Regions from separate parts of the Homo sapiens genome. Here region 2 is linked to region 1. A link is a loop called in an ENCODE intact Hi-C map of the cell type or tissue named here. Cell type or tissue: HCT116. All regions are shown on one strand. Each heading gives the region's core, and the rest is flanking DNA. Links, peaks and the distances in the headings are about the cores only. Region 1 overlaps SMAD7 (SMAD family member 7). Region 2 has its middle 25 kb from the start of DYM-AS1.

The links. A loop is a pair of places that touch in the nucleus more often than their neighbours do. Peaks named below come from ENCODE experiments on the same cell type or tissue, not always from the same donor. Only the 100,000 strongest peaks of a DNase experiment are listed, where the experiment ranks them.
Region 2: it touches region 1 in a loop (2.4-fold over the local background); 20 of 110 quality-filtered maps call a loop at or near these places.

What each region holds. Positions count from the first base shown.
Region 1 is chr18:48,938,688-48,945,487 of GRCh38, forward strand. SMAD7 (SMAD family member 7) reads right to left here. Exons shown (of 4, transcript NM_005904.4): 3 at 3,794-3,868. Among named protein-coding and RNA genes, the nearest start is that of SMAD7, 8.9 kb to the right of the region's middle. RefSeq lists enhancers at 2,764-3,721, 3,206-4,405. In HCT116, for the core only: no CTCF peak of the experiment used is centred there; a DNase peak (open chromatin) is centred at 4,084; H3K4me3 peaks cover 1,548 bases; H3K27ac peaks cover 1,202 bases; H3K27me3 peaks cover 1,235 bases.
Region 2 is chr18:48,994,916-49,001,715 of GRCh38, forward strand. No RefSeq gene overlaps it. Among named protein-coding and RNA genes, the nearest start is that of DYM-AS1, 25 kb to the right of the region's middle. RefSeq lists enhancers at 1-475, 476-1,243, 1,601-2,299, 5,987-6,800 and a silencer at 5,205-5,394. In HCT116, for the core only: no CTCF peak of the experiment used is centred there; DNase peaks (open chromatin) are centred at 2,296 and 3,396; H3K4me3 peaks cover 1,794 bases; H3K27ac peaks cover 2,206 bases.

The sequences.
Region 1 (6,800 bases), core at 1,611-5,610:
GCCCCCAGACAGAAACTCCAGATGGAGGCTGCAAAGATGATAGCTTCCAACACATGCTCTGCATTCCCAGTGATCCCCGGAAAGCTCTGGGAGCAAATCCTTTCCATCTCCACGACGGAGCTGAGCCTAGAGGCTTCCCAGCTACATCAGACCTCTCCCAGGTGATCTTCCTGAGCCATGACACATCCATGTCCAAGCAGCAGCAAGGACCTGTTCTGGAGTTGCATGCCTTTCAAAAGACACCCATCCCAGAGAGTCAGGCACAGACTGCCAAATCACAAAGCAGAATCAATCCACAAACTCCACCCCACAAGTCCACAACCTCTTGGAGAGGCCGCCCTGACATCAACCCACCCCAGCGACAGGGACCCACCCTATCCCAGAGCCTGCCTGTGGGCATCCGCACGCTCTCATGTGTTTGCGCACGGGATTGTCTATCTGTACGTCTGCGGCAAAACCCACCCACCCACACACCCACCCCCACAACACACACACACGCATACACACACAAGCTTGCACCCAGCAATCCATCTGTCTCAGAGAGCCAGCTGTCAAAAATGAAAGTACAATCTCCTGGAAGCAAGTCACTGCCTTCTAAAAATGTCCCATTTTCCCAGACCGAGGAAACTTGCAAGGGTGGGGTGTGTTTCACTGCAAGTCCCTAACGACCAGGCCTGTCGTCTACCCACCCCCCCACACCCCCCCAAAACAAAGCTGCAATGCTGGAATTCCAACCTGCAGCCAGCAGCCCCGCCCCCGGGCTCCTACCCGCCCACTCCCCTTCCTCCCGGGCAGTTTGCAAGGGCGCAGGAAAGGGAAGGGCCAGCCTTGGAGTCACCCCTGCATTTCAGGAGAGGACCGGCCTTTGAGCACACCCCACCCCCACCTCCGAGGCACCACATTTTCACATTCGGCTGTTTTTTCTTTCCCTTCTTCCCTTGCCAAGAGAATCAAGCCCTGGCTCCTGCTGCCGACCTTCCTCCCACCCTAAACTGAGCCCCATTCATTAAGCCCGCTCTCAGCCAGGGCAGGACAGGAAGGAAAACAGCACACAGGGCCTGTGAAAGAGGCTCAGAGAGGTTATTTCAAGGAGGAGGAGGGAGAAACTCCTCAGTTTTCACTGCTCCCCACCTTGCTGCCAGGCTCCCACCCCCCAACCTCAGTGTCTGCTATGCCCCTTCCCCCATCCAGCCCTGCCACATCCAGTCACTGGCCTCATCCACAGCAAGGCAGACACACCCAGGCCACCCCCCATGGAACGATCAACTTCTTGAAAAGGAGGAGGTTTGGGCTTTCTCCATTTACAAAACTCTCTGCCCTGGACAGGGGCCAATAAAGTTCCCTTTTGGAAGGCATTCTCGCTACAAAGAGGACAGCCCTAGGTTTTCTCCGTGCCCATCACCTCCCCTCCAGACGCCCCCAAGCCGGTGACATCAACCCCCAAAACAGTGTACCCTCCCCACCATGGCCCATTATGAATACACTGCACCAACTCTGAACGGAAAGAAGAAGGAGCTCAAACTTTGAAGCCTTTGGAATTAGTAAATCAAGAGCTGAAATTCAAAACAAATGCTCTTGCCATGTGGAAGGCCCCCTCTTCTCTCTGCAGTCTTCTGAAGCCACACTGCCCTTCAGAGAGTCACTGCTTCTTCCTGGCAGCTCCTTATTAATATCTGTGTCTACAATTACCTGGAGGGGTGAGGGGAAGGAGTTAATGATTGTTTTACCCCCAGTTTCTTTCTAGGACTGGAAGAGCTTTGGGGAAAAAAAGCCCACCCATCGGCCAGGCGCAGTGGCTCACACCTGTAATCTCAGCACTTGGGGAGGAAAGGGTGGGTGGATCATCCGAGGTCAGGAGTTCAAGACCAGCCTGGCCAACATGGCGAAACCCCATCTCTACTAAAAATACAAAAAATTAGCTGGGCACAGTGGTGGATGCCTGTAATCCCAGCTACTTGGGAGGCTGAGGCAGGAGAATTGCTTGAACCTGGGAGGTGGAGGTTGCAGTGAGCCGAAATCGGGCCACTGCACTCCAGCCTGGTGACAGAGCGAGACTCCGTCTGTGTGAGCCGAAATCGCGCCACTGCACTCCAGCCTGGGCGACAGAGCGAGACTTTGTCAAAAAAGAAAAAAAAAAAAAAGCCCACCCATCTCCTGAGGGCTTCACAGGTCACATGGCACGGGCGGGTGAGGAGGCACTCAGGCTGGTATCTCAGCCTGGTGTCGTCATTTCCTCCGGCAGGGGAGACAGACAAGATGTTATCAAGAAGACAAACCTTCCGAAAGGACCCTTTCAAAAGCTGCCACTTCCCTTGCTTATTTCATGTGGTTTGGAGGGGCCGGGGCTCCTCCCTGCACATTCAGGGTTTAAAAAATAAAACCATCTAACAACATCCTGAGCGTGTTATTCTGCTGAGACCCTTTCCTCTCATTGGCCTTCTTTCTTTCAAGAACTCTCTCAGCCTTAGAAAGCAGAAAAGATGCAGTTCACACACTGCTGCCTTTTCTCCCTCCTCAACTCCTCTGTCCACTCCCACCGTACTGCCTGAAGCCCCCTCCCTTCTCTAGGTCCCTCTTTTTCCTGCTCAATTCTCATTAGAAGCTTTGAGTAAACAATACCCTCAGTCTCAGATAACAGAGTATATATTGCATTGAAATGAAAACAAACAAGGGTCTCCCTAAAGACGTTCTCAGCAAGCTCAGTTCCTGAAGAGGAGAGCCGGGGAGGGAGCCGTCCGGGAATGAACTTTGCCTGAGCCAGCCATGGAAGACACACCACCAAGTAGTCAGAGCAGGTACCCCACAAAAAAGGGTGCCCCTCACACAAGAGGATACACCACAACAGGGCACAGCTTCTATTCGAGCTGCTACCACGTGATCCTACAGGCAAGGAAATGCCAAATGCCCAAAACTCTGCTGGAATTTCTGTTTTTAAGGTCGTTTTCCCTCTTGCTTCAGCCAGTTCTTAGAAAATCTAGTGATGACATGGTGGGGATGGAAAAACAGGTAGAAATAGGATTTCTTCAGAACAACATGAAATGCGTCCCATGTACATAACCAGTGAGTTTCTCTAAGTACTGCCCTCTTTTCGCATCCTCAGGAACAACAATGCTCTGGCTACCCCGTGCCTGTCAGCCAGCCCCGTGACCCCCCAGCACTGGCATTCCAGGCCTTCACGCATACCTGTGAGCCCTGAGGAAAACCTGCCCCGCTAGGGAACAATTACAGCTCCTACTGTTGGCAGTGCTCCCACCCTGGTGCTCCCAGCCCCAGACATGTGCTGCAAAATCCTGCAGCAGGCTGGGCTGGGAATCAGAACTTGGGAGGGAAGCCTCAGATCTACTCTGAAATCCCATCGTATGCTTGGGATCTGTCTTCAACAAGTTCCCTAAAGGTGGGTCCATTCCCTTTACATCCCCCATGCGCAAAGAGCAAAAGCAAAAAAAGAGCTCAAATGCATGAGTTAATGACACCAAAGTCACCAAGCTGAAGCCCCCCAAGCCAGGAGCTGCTTAAAAATAACCGGGCAACACTTCACACACCAAAGCAATCCCCAGCTCGCTCTTGTCTCCCCGTCCACGGAACGGATCCAGTGTCCAGAGCGTAAAGGACTGCAGGATGAGGAGCTGAAGGGCACCACAATGTCACCACCGATGCATCCAACTTAAGGCATATAAAAATGAGAATGAAGTCCAGACCAGCTGGGGTGGCAGAAGGCCACCCCCATTCCTCCAGTCTTTAGCAATTTCAAAAAAGGTTGGAATTGCCAGGAAAATAAGAGAAAGCATCTTACCTGAAAGCCCCCCAGGGGCCAGATAATTCGTTCCCCCTGTTTCAGCGGAGGAAGGCACAGCATCTGGACAGTCTGCTGTGGATTTGAAAAGGGGAGAGAAAGAAATAAATACACAAATAAAAACACCAAGATCCATCTTTAAGCACGCTCTAAACAGCATGAAAGACAAACCACACATTCCAAAAGGCTGACTCGCGGCCTTGATGCTGATTATTAATGGTCTGCTCAGGCTTCACTGCCCATCGTAAGACAGACCACAGCACCTTGTCACCCGTCTGGGCTCCGGGCAGCCAGTTAATCATTACTCGAGTCAGGCTCAATGAGACTGGCTGGAATTTCTCTTGCATTACCAGTCCCCCATTACGGATACCAGGTGGTTCCCAAGGTCAAAGGAGGTTTGGGTTGGACTTTCTCAACCCTGGTTGCTCTGTCATCCCTCATCAAGGGCAGAAGGCTCTCTCCTTGGAGCCCATGTCCTCTCTGCCTTCATCCTTTTAAAGACAGGTTTCCCAGTTCTTGAAAACATTCTCAAGATTGATGTTGGGCTGCCGGGACTTCTTTCCCCTTTTTTAATTGAGGACTAACTTAAGTAGAGCAAAGTATACAAAATCCCAAGTAGACGCAATGAATGTTACTCATGTATACATCTGTGTAACCACCACCAGATCAAGACAGAGAACATTCTCAGCAAGGCTCCGAGCCGGAGGGGAAATGTTCTACCTCTCCCAGGCTAGTCCAAACCCCTCATCTCTGGAAACCTTCCCAGGCAACCCCAGACCTGCTAAGGCTCTCTGCCCTCAGTTCCTATAAAACATTTGGCACCCAACACTCGGAGTTTCCTCACTGATTTTTACCTTTAGATTGCATCTGCCCTTAACTAGACTTCTCTTCAACTTCTGTCACCCTCAGGTACTCTGCACAGTGACCTCACCGTTAATGAGGATAATGACAATTCCAGCTGAGAAACAGTCTCCACAACCGCCCTCCAAGCAATTAAAGCAAAACCTAATGTCCATGAACCACAACTCATTAGTCCCATGAAACACAAATACACAAGACCCTGTAAGCTTGTCATGCACCACTGGCAGCGCCAAACTCCCTGAAGTCCTAGCGGAGAGCCCGGCTAAGGAAAGGTGCTGCCCAGGTCCGCAGCAAACACAACAGGTTGGATCGTGCAGACACCAGGCCTCCTACCCCAGGCCACCAGGACAATGTCCCTGTGGGTTTCCAGTTGGAACCACTTGGCCATGCTGGCAAATAGGAAAGCCAAAAAAAAAGAGCAGACGGGCAAGTAGCCCATGGGAATCCTTTAGTGGCCTACACATAGCCCCAAACCATCTCTGGGTTTCTGCTGTCTGCCCTCTTAATGCTAAGTTTCTCTCTCTAACTCAGGGTCACTCCCTCTCCCACATTCTCAAGGCTGGAAGGACAACTTTTCAAGAACTCTCCTAAGCGGGCGAGGGGCAGAAGTGGAGGCAGGCGTGGGGGTGAGGTGGCTGCGGTGGGTAGGGGGAAAGAAGACTGTGTGTGTAATCTCATTTTATCAGGGTAAAGTCTAATTCCTAACAGGAATATACAGTTTTACAGGATACACTTAATCAAACAGAAAACAATAGAGGCAGGCAGGAAATGGAGTTACTTGTTAAATGGTGTATACCCTGCACTTTCTAAACCATTTTGATGGCCTTCATCATTTTCTAGAGATAGGCTTCTCAACCCTCTCCTCCACCCACTCCTCCCAGATGGAAGACACCCCCACATTAAACATAATGACTTATCCACAGCCACTCCCCGCCACCTTTGGCTGGCAGAATCCCAGGGGCAAGGTGTGTTTCAAAGGAAAAGCCGGGCATCTCAGAGCAGAGCTGAGACCACATTCAGGGTGTCAGCCCATCTCAGATCAAAGGTAAGCCAGCTCCACACAGGCAACCACAAGCATTTTTGTGAAATGGTGCTCTGCCCTTCTGCAGTGGCTTTGATCTCAAGAGGGATTTACAAACGTTAATTAAGCCTCCCTACCACCCCTGTGAAGAAGCAAAGTATACCTGTTCCATAGGCAGCCAGGTAAACTGAGGCGTCACTGACTAGCTCAAAGGGCCACCCAGTGAGCTGGGCTATTCCCAAGAGTCCAGCCCTATCCCATGGCTCTCACTCCCCAGGCAGGCTATGGAGTCCCTACCCTCTTTCCTGGAGGTGGCCAGGCCATCCAGACTGGCCTCAAGGTTAAAGGAGCCATACCTCCATCTCTCACCCACAGAAAAGCTCCGCATAGACAGATCTCTGAAGTCAGGGTCTCACCTTAGGCCTGTGTCGCCTGTTCCCCAGAGCCCAGGCTGGCTGGCAGACAGAAGCTCTAGGCCACTCCTGACTCACGCAACACTAAGTGTTATCAAGCACTTGGTAAGCACTAGGTTCTGCGAGAGAAAAAGACTCATTCCTTTCTCCGAGCAGCTCCAACAGAGTCTTTGAAAACCCAACCCTGGGGAGCAGCCAAGGAGCGAACTATTGAGAATGAGTACAAGGTAAAGGAGCTGGGAGTCCCACGATAGTCTCAGCAACTGCGTTCTGAGCTTCCTAAGTACTGTTAAAGACAGAGGAGCCCCTACTCACCACTGTACCCCAAGGGTCCCAGCTCTGCCCCAGGTAGTTCAACCAACCCAGAACTCAAATGAACCCTGGTTATAAAAGAACACAGCACTGCCAGGTGCAGTGGCTCACGCCTGTAATCCCAGCACTTTGGGAAGCAGAGGTGGGCAGATCACACGAGGTCAGGAGATCGAGACCATCCTGGCTAACTCGGTGAAACCCCGTCTCTACTAAAAATACAAAAAATTAGCTGGGCATGGTGACGGGCACCTGTAGTCCCAGCTGCTCGGGAGGCTGAGGCAGGACAATGGTGTGAACCCAGGAGGTGGAGCTTGCAGTGAGCCGAGATCGGGCCACTGCACTCCAGCCTGGGCACAGAATGAGACTGTCTCGGAAAAAAAAAGAACACAGCACTGCATCG
Region 2 (6,800 bases), core at 1,402-5,401, 56 kb after region 1:
CGCAGAGATGGTGGGCGATTTGGGGGTTTTGAGGGGAGGGCCTTTGTGCCCTCCAGTTTCGTGCCATTGAGTTTGAAGGCGTGCGGAAAGCAGAGACAACTGTCACGCCTCCCAAACAGTGACCCAACCCACCTAACCCACACCAGTCCCCTGCTTCCCAGGACCCCTTCTCTGTACCGTCCTGCCATAAGCCCTGCAAGACCTGCCTTCCCAGGAGAACTCCCATCTCCACATCCTGCTCCCCAGGTCCCAGCGCCTCTCCCACCCATCAGCCCTTGAGTGGATGCCTCGGCACGGGGGTCACACTCAGAGCTCCCCACTGCCTTCCCACTCAATGCTTTTCAGTTGGCTTTGTGGAGTGTTTGCCCTCTGCAGTCAGACTCTGTCTTTTGAGGGGTACAGGGCCTGTAACTTGAGCCCCAGCAGTGTCCTCACACCTCCAGTACACAGAGGAGGGACCCACATGGAGCAGGTGGTGGTGATAGCCTGTGCCTGTGGCTGGATTCTATGGTCTGCCCTAACAAGGCACAGCTCAGGAACCCAAGAGCTGTCTGTGATATTGACCAAGGGCCCTTCTTGGAAACCTCCTTGTGGCCAGGCCCAGAAATAGGATGGCAGGAGAAGCCGCCAGACCTCCTAGGCATGGGCTCCCTTTCAGAATCCTCCAAGCTGGTGAGGACGGCGGGAAGGCAGAGTACAGGGCAGACAGTGATGCCCGCCTGGAGCCAGGCCGGGGATCAGCCTAGGCGCAAGCCACGCATCCACATGGGTTCCTCTGCATTGAGAACTGCCGACAGGACGTCCTCGGAGTCCCAAGCAATTGTCTGGTTTGTGATGGACCCATCTTTCATTTCTTGATTATTCAGTAGCTTCGTGTCCTAGAAACCAAGAGGACCATTTCTATAAAAGAGGTTGGTTGAATAAAGACAGCGTGAGAATAGAGGAGCTCCTATTCCCGAAGTCAGCTGCCTGTTCTGCTTTCAGGCCCAGCAAACACCCCAGCCAGAGGAACTGGGGCCCTTTGCCCCTTCATGGTGTTCGCAGCCCCTCATCACCCGCTCCCCTGGAAGGCCTGCTGAAATGCAGATGTCCATAAGGTCTCCCACACACCCAGTTTCAGCAGCTCTAGCTTGGGTCTAGGATAGTCACTCAACAAACACGTATTGAGCAGCCACCATCTTCCAGGAGCCCTGCTGAAGTGGCAGCGGATAAGGCAGGTGGCTCCCTGCTTTCATAGAGCTTCTGTCTAGAGAAAGGTGCCCAAGCTGTAGGTGCCTCAGAATCGCCTGAGGTGCTTGTTAACACAGAAGGCTGGTCACAGCCCCGGAGTTCCCAACCAGCAGGTGTCTGGGGTGGGACCTGAGAATTTGCTTGTTTCAGAAGTTTCCAGACAAGGCTGAGGCTGCTGGTCTAGGAGCCACATTTTGAAAACCACTGGCCCAGCCAATCCCCACAGGAACAGGACCTAGGGCAGTGATATTTCAGGAGAAAAGACTGGTGATTCAGAAAAACACAAGGGTGGCCAGGCACGGTGGCTCACACCTGTAATCCCAGTACTTTGGGAGGCCGAGGCGGGTGGATCACCTGAGGTCAGGAGTTTGAGACCAGCCTGGCCAACATGGTGAAACCCCGTCTCTACTAAAAGTACAAAAATTAGCCGGGCGCGGTGGCAGGCGCCTGTAATCCCAGCTACTCAGGAGGCTAAGGCAAGAGAATCACTTGAACCCAGAAGGCGGAGGTTGCAGTGAGCTGAGATCACACCACTGCACTCCAGCCTGGGTGACAGAGTGAGACCCTGACTCAGAAAAAAAAAAAAACCAACAACAAAAACCCAAAAAACCCCCAAGCATGCATGAGAGGTCAGCAGCCCATGGTCCGCAGACCCCGAGCACATCAGAGCCTCAAGGCTCCACCTGAAAAGCTGCTACAATGGAATGACCTCTGCAATTCTTTCCAGGTCTCACTTCTGGAGGACGGGTGAATTGGGAGCAAAGGCAGGGAGGCTGGCAGAGGTTTCTGGAAGTCAGTGGGGCAGGGCCAGCGCTAGAGAAGAGGAGGCTTTGAGGCTTGTCTTGGCTTAGGCCTTCTCCTCCTCCTGGGCACCACCCTGAACTGACCCTACCCCCCCAGACACTGCTGCGGCCTGGCTGCCCTGGGGAGGGCAGGCCAGGGCCAGCAAGACCTGGGAGCCTCTGCGGCCCACGACACCTACAGTTTTAGAATCTGGAGAGCAGATGCCTCTGGCTTGCTAAGCAACTCATGAAACAAACAGCTTGCTTCAGGGCTTTCTTTTTTGAAGCTGACTTTGTTGTTTGGGTGGGGAGATGTGTGTATAGATAAGCTTCTCAAAGTGATGACATCACAAGAATAATAAAAATGCCACATTGCACCCTGTGTCTTTCACCTCCCAGGCACGTTTTCAAAACTAATCATAGGTCAATTCCCCTTCTTGCCAGCTCCAGGGACCTGCAGAGATGGGAGGCGCTGCTGAAAACCCTCTAAGGGGGGCAGCGCCGCCTTACCTCTCAGAGCTGCATTTCCCTCTCTTAGAAAAGGGACGAGCTAGGTGGATTTTAAAGTTCCTGCCAGTTCCCAATTATTTACCCAGAACTGATTTTAACTGAGTGTTTGACCAAAGCTTTGGTCCATGAGCCTTCCATTGCCGGGGTGTTTATTTTACATAAAATTTATCTGGATACTCACACGTAGAAGTTTTTCTTTTGGTATGGAAAGGGGTCAGAAGATTCTCCAGGTTTTGAGGGGCCCTGAAGCTTACACAATTTGCAAGAGTGTCTCCTTCAGGAAAATAATACAGAATTACTGATCATAATTCGGTGCTGGGTCCTGGTAGAGGCCCAGGCTGTAATGTGTCCAGAGGCACAAGGCTCAGCTCCACACTCTACCCTCTTTCGTTGTGATTAAAGGTCCACAGGCGTCCTGGGCAAATATCAGTTTCTTGAGTCTCAGAGACCCTTGAGACTGTCACAGGCTTGAGTTGGCACTTTGCAAACCTGAGTGTCTCCCGCGCCCATCCTGCCCTGGCCCATGTTTTGGCCGTGACACTGTGTTGCCAGGCAACCATCTATCCTATAGGAATTCACACTCATTCTTCCAGCAGACACATTTAATTTCAGGCCCAGAGTGCTTGGTGACGCGGGGTGACACCAGCCTGCGCCCTCACAGAAATAGCCTGAAGGACTGAGTCAAAAGTAGCTGGGGGAACTGATCCCCACATTTGATCTTCTTCCCCTAAAATAGCTTGGTCCTGTTTATGGGGCTGCTCTGAGAGGGGACGTGGGCGTGGGGCTGTGCTCACAGCTTCCTCCCTCCTGCTGGGTGCTTGCTTTTCTGTGGCCATCAGGAGAGACATCCGTAGTGACTCAGGGCCCTGGACATGATGTAACACCCCTGGCTCCCAGGGTGGTGGGGAATGCGTGACTGCCTTGGAATTCCAGGCGGGACCCTTGGTGCCTGCCTGCCAGTTCTTGACTAAGGTCAGGTGCGGCTGAGAGCTGCGCTCACCAGCCTTGGGGTGGAGGCTGGGAGGGTGTCCTGGCCCCGAGCCAGACCTCCCACTGACAACAGGCCCAGTCCTGAGCCCCGTGGGGACACCCTTCCATCCCATTCTCTAGAGCAGTGGTTCTCAGCCTCGGCTCCATGCTGGAACCACCTAGGGTGCTTTAAAATATCCTGATTCTGATGTAACCGTGAGATTCTAGTGTGCAGCCAAGGTTGAGAGCCAAGGGACTCCTGCCCAGCGTCCCCTCCCTGACCAGCTGCTGAGCTTTTCCCTTTTGGCAAGCGTCTCAGGGGCCCTGGGCACCCTCTGGGCTCTGACATTCCTCTCCTGGCTTGAGCAGAGCTGCCTGTCCTGCAGGAGCCAACAGTCCTCAGGCTCCAAGACCCTCGGCCAGGCATCAGGTCTTAGCCCTGTGCTCTGCCCAGGGCCCTTCCAGGGTGCTGGGGAAGACGTAAGATCTCGAGAGGCCGTGGGATGCTAGAACAGGGCTGCGGTGGGAGAAGGTGCTGGCCGATGAGAATGGAGGTGACCTGCTTGTTGGGTTTTGAAAATATAATGAAGTCAGTGTGTGTATCAGTAAAAATAGAGCTCTAAGCCCCTAAACAAGCAAACACAGGCTATCCACTAAAATAAGATTTTATAATTTGTTCATTGGTCAGTTTATATTTATTTTTGTTTTTAATTGCGGTAAAAAGCACATAATATAAAATTTACCTTCATAACCATTTTTAAGTGTTCAGTTCAGTGGTGTTAACTTTGTTCACCTTGCCATGTGACAAATCTCCAGAACTTTCTCATCTCACCAGAACTTTCTCATCTCACCAAACTGAAACTCTGTTCCCATTAAACAACTCCTCTTCCCTACCCCCCGGTCCCTGGCAACCACCATTTGACTTTCTGGTTTCATGACTTTTTTTTTTTGAGACAGAGTCTTGCTCTGTCGCCCTGGCTGGAGTGCAGTGGCTCGATCTCCGCTCACTGCAACCTCCACCTACCAGGTTCAAGCGATTCTTGTGCCTCAGCCTCCCGAGTAGTTGGGACTACAAGTATGTGCCAGCCCACCCAGCTAATTTTTGTATTTTTCGTAGAGACAGGGTTTTACCATGTTGGCCAAGCTGGTCTCGAACTCCTGACCTCAAGTGATCCACCCGTCTGGGCCTCCCAAAGTGTTGGAATTACGGGCGTGAGCCACTGCGCCCAGCCTGTTTCCATGATTTCGACTTCTCTAGATACATCGTAAAAGTGGGATCATACAGTATTTATCCTTTTGTGACTGACTTATTTTACTCAGCATAATGTCCTCAAGGTTCATCCATGTTGTAGCTCATGAAAGGATTTCCTTCTCTTTTTTAAGGCTGAATAGTATTCCATCGTGTAGATAGGCCGCATTTTTTTTACCCGTTCATTTGCGGAGGGTCATTTGGTTGCTTCCACCCCTTGGCTGTGGTGGACAGTGCAGCTGTCAACACTGGTGTGCAGAAATGTCGTCAAGACCCTGCTTTCAGTTCTTTTGAGCACATACCCACAAATGGGATTGCTGGATCATATGGTAATTCTATGTGGAGGTTTTTGAGGCACCACCGTACTATGTTCCACAGCGGCTGCACCATTTTACCTACCCCCAGCAGTGCACAGGGGTTCCAATTTCTCCGTCCTCATCAACATTTTTTATTTTCTCTATTTTAAAAAAATAGTAGCCAGCCTAATAGGTGTGAGGTGCTAGCTCATTGTCATTTTGATTTGCATTCCTTAATGATTAGTGACATCAAGCATCTCTGTTCTTTTTTTCTGAGACAGGGTATTACTCTGTTGCCCAAGCTGGAGTGCAGTGGCTCGATTTCAGCTCACTGCAGCCTCCGCCTCCTGGGTTCAAGCAATTCTACCGCCTCAGCCTCCTGAGTAGCTGAGACTACAGGCGCCCGCCACCACACCCAGCTAATTGTATTTTTAATAAAGACGGGGTTTTGCCACGTTGGCCAGGCTGGTCTCAAACTCCTGTCCTCAAGCGACCTGCCTGGCTCAGCCTCCCACAGTGCTGGGATTATAGGAGTGAGCCACCACATCCTGCCTTTTTTCTTTTCTTTTCTTTCTTTCTTTCTTTTTTTTTTTTTAAGACAAGGTCTTGCTCTGTCACCCAGGCTGGAGTACAGTGGTGTGATGATGGCTCACTGCAGCCTTGACCTCTTGGGTTCAAGCGAACCTCCCACCCCAGCCTCCCAACTAGCTGGGACTACAAGCACATACCACCATGCCCGGCTAATTTTTGTATTTTTAATAGAGACAGCGTTTTGCCATGTTGCCCAGGCTGGTCTTGAGCTCCTGGGCTCAAGCAATCTGCCATTCTCAGCCTCCCAAGGTGCTGGGATTATAGGCGTGAGCCACAGTGCCTAGCCTTAAATTTACTTTTTAGTTTTTAGAGATGAGGTCTCACTATGTTGCACAGGCTAGACTCGAACTCCTGGACTCAACTGATACTCCTGCTTCAGCCTCCCAAGTAGCTGAGACTATAGGTCTGAGCCACCGTGCCAGGCTCATTAGTCTCTTTTTGATGGAAAAGTATCCTGGAAAAATGAGGTTCTCAAGAAGCACAAGAGGCCCTGGGATGGGAGAGCAGGGAAGGTGGAGGTGGCAGGGAGGAGATGGGGGAGCAGTTTGAGCCTTTCTGTGAAATCTCGTTAAGGCCGTTGGTAGAAATAATTAGGTCTCTGTTCTCCTGAATCTGCTGGGTGAATTGGGCTGTGGGGTGGGGCGGAGGCAGCTGGGGTCTGGTGGAGCAAGGGGTGCCTTGTGGCTCCCTCCACAGCCTTCGGAGCCCCCAGATCCAGGACCCAGCCTGGAGTTTTCGCCCTCATACCCGCAGGCTCAACCCCTCTGATGAGGCCAGCTGGCATCGTGCCCTTTGCCTCAACCCGAGGCTCTAGGCAGACCTGGACTCCATGCCCTTCCTGGGCAGAGCACAGGACCTTCAGGGGAGTGGGGAGTAGAAGGAGGGAATGTGCTCAGGGCCGAGCTTGCTCAGGGCCGAGGCCCCAGGAGGAGACAGGCTCTGGGCTGCCTCTCCTCCAGGGCCTGCCACGTGTGTGTCTTCCTTGAATCTGAGCCTTCCTCCACTGAGGCCTCAGGCCTGCGCCACTACACTGGCCTCCAGAGCAGCTACTCTTGAGGGCTGGATGGCTTGAGAGGGAGGCAGGAAAGGAAGGAAGAGAAGGAAGGTGGGCAATTAGGGGAAGCTATCCCGTGTCCACACCCAGCACACTCCCGGCTTCAAATGCCCCAAAGG